2 separate regions of the Homo sapiens genome follow, and region 1 is linked to region 2. A link is a contact called in ENCODE Hi-C or POLR2A ChIA-PET data. All regions are on one chromosome and are shown on one strand. Each heading gives the region's core, a stretch centred on a gene start or an enhancer-like site at or near the end of the contact. The rest is flanking DNA. Distances are from core to core; before and after follow the strand shown. Region 1 has its middle 16 kb from the start of LINC02732. Region 2 overlaps DDX10 (DEAD-box helicase 10).

Region 1 (4,655 bases), core at 1,893-4,392, 1.6 Mb before region 2:
ATATGTCAAATGCAACTTTATTGATATATCAGATTTAATTGTGTAACTTGTGTGTTTCCACTCCAGTCCAGGCATAAGGTAACACCAAAAACACAGAAAGCAGTATTCACCAACTTGGCCCTCATAATTCCTCAAATCCTGCCCAGCTAGGTATGAGCAGCCTGCAGAGGATGCTCTTGGTGGTGCTGACAAATATGGTGCCCAGGGCTACAGCACAGCCTCTGAAGTTTCTTCCCTTTGTGCTCCTGAATTGGGCCTTGGGGTCCCAAGCCCTCAGGCTGTTACTTTGTTTATGCTTCTTTAGGTCAAAGTCTCTGTGATTCTTCCCCTTTTCACTCCCATTCCTTCTAATACTTCTTGTCCTCTGACTACTTTCCCCATTTCTGATGCACAACTCATTCTGTTCTCTTTTTTGTGACCTGCTGGAGTACAGTGGTTCTTATTTGCAGTGCCTGGACGTCATATGTATGTAATGCGCTGCTCTGACCCAAGTACCAGCATATTGTGTTTGAGAAATTAACTCTGCCTTGTTTTCTACTCATCAGGAAGGAACAAGGGATTATGAAACATAATGTTGAACAGCTACTCAAAGCCATTCCCAAACCTCTTATCCATTTATGCCTCCCACTATACAGCCTGAAAAGCAGAATACTTGCTTTTCTGTTTTTCCTTGCATCTAGAGATGGCCCTGGGACCCAGTTCTGGCCCATGGGACATCATGAGGCCTGATGATTGTTAAAGCAAACTAAATATGGCCTGAGAATGACTCTGTGCTTCCATATTTGAGCCCTTGTGAATGGACAGTAACCTAACTTAGTAGGTAGATAAGATTGAAAACCTAATTTAGGAGTATGTGTCTGTAATAAGAGCTGAGTCTCAGACAATCCCAGCAGCCATTCTTCAACCACTCATACACTGCTGAGCATTCAAACTGTGTTCTAATAAGGCAAATGCCAAACTGTAACCAATCCAGCTATTTTTATACCTCACTTCCATTTTTTGTATATCACTTGCCTTTTTCTATCCAAAAATCTTCTTCCACCACATGGCTGCACTGGAGTATCTGAGCTTACTCTGGCTCAGGAGGCTGCCCAATATGCAAATCGTTCATTGTCCAATTAAGCTCTTTTAAATTTAATGCAACTGAGGTTTTTCATTTAACATGATCAAGGAAGATCAGGTTCGGAAAAACTTCTGCTTCGCTGAAGAAAGAACACATAAGGTCTGTGTTCTCCTTCACCCACTTCCTTTTCTCTTGAATGCAGAATTGATGGCTGAATCTACAGTGTCATCTTGTACCCATGAGAGAAAAGTCAGGACAAGCACAGATACATGGACTCTGACATCACCAAATTGTAGAACCAAGGTCAGCAGCTATCTGATACAGACAGACTTCAGTGAAGAAAATTAAACCTCTATGTGGTCAAGGGACTACAGGTGGTTTTTCTGTTATTTGCCTGTGAATGCAAGTCTAACTGATGCACAGGCACTTCCTTACCACCACAGAGCAGTCCCCTTTAAAGGGAAAAGCCAGAGCTTTTTAAGCTGAAGGCTGGGGCTTCTTGATCACCACTGAAAAGTTAAGACACTTTTGTTTTTCCATTGAGGCTAAGAGCAGGATAGAGCTGAATTATCTAAGAGTTTTGAGACTGGGAAGGATGGAGAACTATTATATTCTACAAATAGTGGAGCTGTGAAAAGGTAGGACCTCAGATGGGTGTTATCTATGTCACCAAGCGCTGTAGCCCTGGTAATAAAGGTAGGGTTCCCTGTAGCTGAGCCTGTGGTCAGTAGAAGAGACCATTGTAAAGAACGTTTCTCAGGCCAGGCACAGTGGCTCACGCCTGTAATCCCAACATTTTGGGAGGCCGAGGTGGGTGGATCACCTGAGGTTGGGAGTTCAAGACCAGCCTGACCAACATGTAGAAACCCCGTCTCTACTAAAAATACAAACTTAGCCGGGCATGGTGGCGGGCGACTGTAATCCCAGCTACTCGGGAGGCTGAGGCAGGAGAATTGCTTTGAACCCCTGGAGGTGGAGGCTGCAGTGAGCCGAGATTGTGCCATTGCACTCCAGCCTGGGCAACAAGAGGGAAACTCCATCTCAAAAAAAAAAAAAAAAGAACGTTTCTCTTCCTACCCAATGCAACAAAGCTCAAAGACAAATGAGGAGGAAGTGAAAATGGCATCGTATAGTAATGGAAGGAGCAAGTGAAACTCTGGCTACTATGGAGATCAAGGACTAGGTCTCCTGTTTACTTTGGAGGCTCTTATATTTTTGTGCAGTCTAATTGTGGGTGGAGAAGAGATGGCAGCAATGCCTAATATTAGACGTTTTGTTGATGCTAATAAACAGGGGATTAGGCTAGTTTTTTTTAACCTAGTTATATCTTGACATTTGAAATGGGTTTCTTGTAGACAGTATATTCTTGAGCTTTTTTAAAAAATTCAATCTTGAGTTTTACCCAAATGATAATTTCTGTCTTTTAATTGGTACATTTAGACTATTTTGTAATTATTGATATGGTTGAATTAAAATCTTCCATCTCGTAGTCATTTTCCATTTATTCCATCTGTTCTTTGATTCTTTTACTTGTTTTTGTTTTTGGTAGAGATGGGATTTTCCTATGTTGCTGAAGTTGGTCTCAAACCCTGGCATCAGTGATCCTCCCACCTCAGCCTCCCAAATTGTTGGGATTACAGGCATGAGCCACTGTGCTCAGCCTTAATTTTTTGTAGTTTTTTTTTTCTTTTTGGTTCTGTGATTCCTCTTTCCTCTATTTCTATATTGTTTTGGATTATTTGGGTATTTTTAATGAGTCCATTTCATCTTTATTATTGGCTCACTATTTGTACTTCATTCACATACATTTTTAGTGCTTAACCTAGGGTTTAAAATATACATCTTTAATCCATCACAGTCTATCTTCAAATAATATTATACCACTTCATGTGTTGCATGAGAACCTTGTAACAGTATAGGCCTTTCAGCCTCTGTGTTATGTTATCATATATTTTACTTCTGTCAGAGGCATTGGAATCACAGTGACTCCATAGTGAACAGGGGCTGGGTAAAATAAGGCTGAAACCTACTAGGCTGCATTCCCAAGAGGTTAGTCATTCTTCGTCACAGGATAAGACAGGAGGTCAGCACAAGATATAGGTCACAAAGACCTTGCTGATAAAACAGCATGTGATAAAGAAGCTGGCCAAATCCCACTAAAACCAAGATGGTGCCGAAAGTGACCTCTGGTCATTCTGACTGTTCATTATACTCTAATTATAAGGCATTAGCATGCTAAGAGACACTCCCAGCAGCACCATGACAGTTTACAAATGCCATGGCAACGTCAGGAAGTTACCCTGTGTGGTGTAAAAAGGGGAGAAACCCTCAGCTCCGGGGATTGCCCACCTCTTTCCTGGAAAACTCATGAATAACTCACTCCTTGTTTAGCATATAATAAAGAAACAACTGTTAAGTGTAATTAGTTGAGCAGCCTATGCTGCTGCTCTGCCTATGGAAGAGCCATTCTTTTGTTTCTTTACTTTCTTAATAAACTTGCTTTCACTTTACTCTATGGGGTCACCTTGAATTCTTTCTCTTTTCTTTTTTCTTTTTTTTTTTTTTTTTTTTTTTTTGAGACGGAGTCTGGCTCTGTCGCCCAGGCTGGAGTGCAGTGGCGGGATCTCGGCTCACTGAAAGCTCCGCCTGCCAGGTTCACGCCATTCTCCTGCCTCAGCCCCCCCAGGTAGCTGGGACTACAGGCTCGTGCCACCACGCCCGGCTAATTTTCTGTATTTTCAGTAGAGACGGGGTTTCACCCTGTTAGCCAGGATGGTCTCCATCTCCTGACCTTGTGATCCGCCCGCTTCGGCCTCCCAAAGTGCTGGGATTACAGGCATGAGCCACCGCGCCTGGCCCTGAATTCTTTCTTGCATGAGGTCCATGCAAGAAAGAATGGGGTCTGGATCGGTATCCCTTTCCATGAACACTTTCATATATGCTATAAAAACAAATGCATTTATACGATTGACTTTGTTTAAGAAAATCAGTTATCTTTAGGCCGGGCACCGTGGCTCATGCCTGTGATCCCAGCACTTTGGGAGGCCAAGGCGGGAGGATCACGAGGTCAGGAGTTCGAGACCAGCCTGGCCAACATGGTGAAACCCCGTCTCTACTAAAGACAAAAAAAAAAAAAAATAGGCCAGGCGCAGTAGCTCACACCTGTAATCCCAGCATGTTGGGAGGCTGAGGCAGGCCAATCCCCTGAGTTCAGGAGTTCAAGAACAGCCTGACCAACATGGAGAAACCCCATCTCTACTAAAAATACAAAATTAGCCGGGCGTGGTGGTACGTGCCTGTAATTCCAGCTACTCGGGAGCCTGAGGCAGGAGAATTGCTTGAACCTGAGAGGCGGAGGTTGCAGTGAGCCGAGATCATGCCATTGCACTCCTTGGGCAACAAGAGCAAAACTCTGTCTCAAAAAAAAAGCAGAGCATGGTAGGCCATGCCTGTAATCCCAACCACTCAGGAGGCTGAGGCAGGAGAATCACTTCGAACCCGGGAGGCAGAGGTTGTAGCGAGCTGAGATTGTGCCACTGCACTCCAGCCTGGATGACTGAGTGAGACTCCGTCTGAAAAATAAAAAAAAGGA
Region 2 (4,396 bases), core at 786-3,285:
ATTTTCAATGCTTAAAACCTCTAAAGTTCATGATCCAGCAACAACAGAAGAGTGCCTTATACACCCTCCATGGTGACCACCTCTGATCATTCTATCTGAAATTGCAGCATGCCACCCACCTTCCCTGAATTCTATATCCCCCTTACACTGCTTCATCTTGCCCCTACCATAGCACACATATTCATTTTTTGTCCATCCCACCCATTAATGCACAGGGAATACTGTTGGTTTTGCTAACAGCTCTCAATGCCTAGCACACAGCAGGTGTTCAAATATTTGCTGAATAAATTTTTCTAAAAACTTCATGAAGTCTTCACTTAATAAGCCGGCATTTCACCTAAAATGTACACTTTCATGGTAAAGAACAAAGCTTCGCATCAAAGCAAAAGTGATTTAATTCTAACTGTCACCAACAGATGGCACTAGCCTCAGATGTTGCCTTGGACTTGAAACCGTGTTTCAAAATATGCATTGAAAAGAACAAAGTCAAAACAAAAATTTGCTTGGACAATTTAAAAGTGTTGAAAAGAAATGTGAAAGTTGAATCCAGTGCCATCACAAAGACAGTCCTCCCATTAACAAGTTCAGGTACAGATACACACACTGCTTAGAGACTTAAAAAGTGGTCTTATGAACAGCATTTCTGGAAACTAATCTGCCATATTAGCAGTGTTGTACAATTATATTTGTTAGAGCCATATAAACAAGCACTTGTTTATGAATTTGAAAACTCCTTATTTCTAATCATATAACAAGTTCAAAGGGCAATTCACATGACCTTCAAGAACAGCCTGTCCTATTTCACATTTCTTTCATTACCTGTGTAACTACCTTAAAATAAAGATAAATACGGCCTGTAAAAGTAGCTGTTTAAACTTCAACCACAAAAGTAGATTTAAAAATTCAGTAGTTAGCAGATGTTATAAATATTGAATATTGTATAAAAGAAGGAGATAAAGGAAAACGACTCAATATTTGATATAATGATTCAGCATGTTACAGAATAAACATCATGCCAAAACCAGCTTTAAGCTTTCCACTGAAAATTTACATCCTCAGGAAGTCATCTGCATACCAAACTCAAATAGGAAAAAAAATACATAAAGCAACTCAATATATGCATCTAAGCTTCATGTTACACAATAACAACTCCTTTTGAATTGGAACAAAGCTTAGATTACAAAAAAAGAATTAAGCACAGGATGCCAAAAAACAGAAAAGACACCTATAAGACAAATGAGCATATATACCAAACTATTTCAGCTGGCAACATCTGAGATCATGCTACCATTGTTTCACTTCATGGTAGCAAAAATTCGGAGTACAGTAGTCTTGACTTTAGAGTTCTTCCTTCTGTTTAAGTCAACTGAACATTACATAAGGCCCCTGAACACAAATCACCAGGTATGGAAGAGATAAAAATTAAGAGACATGTGGCTACATTATGAAATGTCAAGAAAAAGAAAAAAATACTAGCAAAATAGACCATTGGAATCCAGAGGTCAGTGGGTTGAAGAAGTAAGGGATGGCTTCAAAGAAGAGACAAGATAAGCACTGCATCTTGAAAGATGTGAAATGCTGGAGTGGGAAGAAAATAATCCAGGAAGGAATCCTTCACTGTTTAAGTGGAAACTGGGAAGAATGGTCTCGCAGGACAATAGGATAGGGGCTAGCTTACAAAACCCAACTGCAAGGGTGAACTTAAGGGTAGCATGGAAGGTAAACCACTTGAAAAAAAATACTAATTTGACCAAGGTTCACAGGAAGATGACTCAGAAGAACAACGAGAACCAATTATGAAGCTTATCCCCCCGAGCCAAGAATGAGGTAATAAGAATCTGGGGGCAGAATGGCAGTGTAAGTGGGAAGTGAAAATGGAACACTAAAAGCCACCACTAAATGTAGAAATGACGGGAATCAAAGCAAGCACAATCATACCGAGGCAAGTCAGAGGGGCCTAAGTACAGACTCCAGTGCTAGCGCTTCACTAACTATGCAACATTAGGCAAGGAAGTAAGTGAACCTGTCAAAGCCTGTGTCTGAACTTGTAACATGACAACAACACTACACAAGGCTGTGGTAAGAATTTAAATAAGTGAGATATGATAGTCAAAGTGCATGGTAAGTTATAAAAAAATTGATAGATGTTAATCATTTTCCAGTACTTATTTTACAAATACTTAGTCCAAGTTCCTAAAAGTCACTAAGTACCTAACACAGTCCCTGGCATCCGTTAGGTAACTGCTGCTGAAAGGAGGGAAAAAGAGAGAAAGAGAAAAAGTGAAGAGACAAGAGGCAGAAACATCCTAGCTCCCACATAGGAGAATCTTGATTTGGAACTTGGAATCTTTTTATAAGAGTATACTTATAAGCTTCAAAGTTAGCTAATCTGTGTTTTAACACCAACAGTGAGTTCTTACAGTACTAAAAAAAGAAAAAGCTACTAAAAAAAAAAAAAAAAGTAGGACTAAATCAATGTAAACAGGATCTGGAATCAACTCTAAGGTACAATGAATAATCTATGGGTATCATTCAAATCTTAATTAAAACTGACCTATGTTTACTTTTAAGAAAGCTTTAAAAGGACATTTGTTGAGCTAAAATGGAATCTACCCAGTCTCATTTCTAAAAAGGTTTAAACTGAAAAAGAAAAGAAAGCATATGCTTAGAGATTTCATTCTCACATTTAAGGAAATAAGTGTTCCAAAAATAAATTTTAATTTAATCATTTTAATTGTATGTTCATGCTCTTATCTAACACTGTCTCCCTGGAGGTCAACTTTCTGAACACCCAACAAGACAATTAGCCAAAACAAGGTTCTTCCCTATGGTGGGAGGTCAACCAGCCATCTCTTACTGCCTTTGTGCCTGATCACTACACCTGCGCTCTCTCCTGCACATGTCTTATTGCTTCATCACTCGTGGCACTTCTCCACTGCTAAGAAAATCTTGTTGTCCTTCACTGCATCGATCTCGTCAAACAGAAAAGGATTGTGACAAGGCAGCATTCCAGAAGGCCTTGCTTGCACCTGGCACTCAGTACCTCTCGTCTCCATTTACGCCGAAGTCTAAAGGCAAACATTCATTTTATACTCCAAGTGTGCGCACACAATGAGTAGCCCAAAATTATTTACAATACTGTCAATTACACTGACATTACCCAATTACAGAAAGCAAACTACACACAAATAATGGTAGGCACGACAGCAGAGAAAGAAAATGTGACTTAGCATCACAAATAGGTTTAACTGCTAACTTCACCACTGTGACCTTGGACAAGTCACTTAAAAGCCTTCCTTTCCTCCTCCGAAATTTTAATAGCTACCTTTCTTGTCATAAGGAAAAATGAGAACTTATGCAGAAAGTGTTCAGTATATGGTAAAATGCCAAATAATTATGGTCTTAATTATAATGATATGATTATTAGACATATTCCATAAAATCTACAATCCAATGGGTTCCTACTGGCTCCAAGTTTCAATTTGGTTCTTGTACAAATCTTCTTTTTCCAGAGAGACAAGAAAGGGAAAAAAAGATAATCAAGATAAAGAGGATAAGTTATAAGTAACAAAGCCAGTTCCCTTCTGTGTCTGGTATGGTGTCTACAAAGACAATTCTAAAACATGAGCAACAAAAATTTCAACAAAGTCAGCAGTGTCTGGAAAAGTGCTTAGTCTTCCCACAGGGAATATACTCATTTATATGTGCAAATGATAGTATTATTCCCATTTTATGTATGATTTGATTTTTCTATATCTCGTCTATCCTTAAAAATAGGTAATAAAGGAAAAAAGCAGCCTCCAGTGACTGATGGATGCATACAACACTAAAATATGAAATGCAAAAGTAAAGGATAAAATGGAAAGCCAGGATGGGTGCAGTGATTTATACCTATAATCCCAGAACTTTGGGAGGCTGAGGCAGGAGGATGGTTTGAGTCCAGCAATTCAAGATCACTTCAGCCCATAAGGTCGAGGCTGCAGCGAGCCATGATGACACCATTGCACTCCAATCTGGGTGACAGAGAGAGACTCTGTCTCAAAAAAAAAAAAAAGAAACCCAATTGAGATCACGGTTGCAGGGTCACATTCAAAACCAATTGCTTAAAAACATGGAGAAGAATCAAAAGATATTAACACGAGTGAAAATAAGTATTAATTTTTAAAATTCGAAAGTAGGTAACAGGTGAAGTTAAGACTAGGTGAGGTAGTTCAAAAAAGGGCTGGGCATGGTGGCTGACACCTGTAATCCTAGCACTTTGAGAGGCTGAGGCAGGTGGATGACCTGAGGTCAGGAGTTTGAGACCAGCCTGGCCAACATGGTGAAACCCCGTCTCTACTAAAAATACAAAAATTAGCTGGGTGTGGTGGCACGTGCCTGTAATCTCAGCTACTCG

Evidence for each region. Hi-C counts contacts between places; a loop is a spot of excess contacts on that map. ChIA-PET counts read pairs that join two places held with the same protein, here RNA polymerase II (POLR2A). Pooled maps may share reads with other maps.
Region 1: a pooled map shows a loop between it and region 2 (7-fold over the local background). The contact joins two enhancer-like sites. A Hi-C loop is called at or near these places in 1 of 37 single-sample maps with no recorded cell type and 9 of 50 pooled maps. POLR2A ChIA-PET finds 5 or more read pairs at or near these places in 1 of 52 experiments (activated CD4-positive, alpha-beta T cell).

What each region holds. Positions count from the first base shown.
Region 1 is chr11:110,336,423-110,341,077 of GRCh38, reverse strand. No RefSeq gene overlaps it. Among named protein-coding and RNA genes, the nearest start is that of LINC02732, 16 kb to the left of the region's middle. Within about 2 kb of position 3,142, at least 2 of the 41 ENCODE cell types and tissues checked have a DNase peak (open chromatin) inside an H3K27ac peak, as active enhancers do.
Region 2 is chr11:108,731,175-108,735,570 of GRCh38, reverse strand. All of the region lies in intron 13 of DDX10 (DEAD-box helicase 10), which reads right to left. All of the region lies in intron 2 of LOC124902750 (a long non-coding RNA gene), which reads left to right. Among named protein-coding and RNA genes, the nearest start is that of DDX10, 68 kb to the right of the region's middle. RefSeq lists an enhancer at 1,680-1,799. Within about 2 kb of position 2,035, at least 7 of the 41 ENCODE cell types and tissues checked have a DNase peak (open chromatin) inside an H3K27ac peak, as active enhancers do.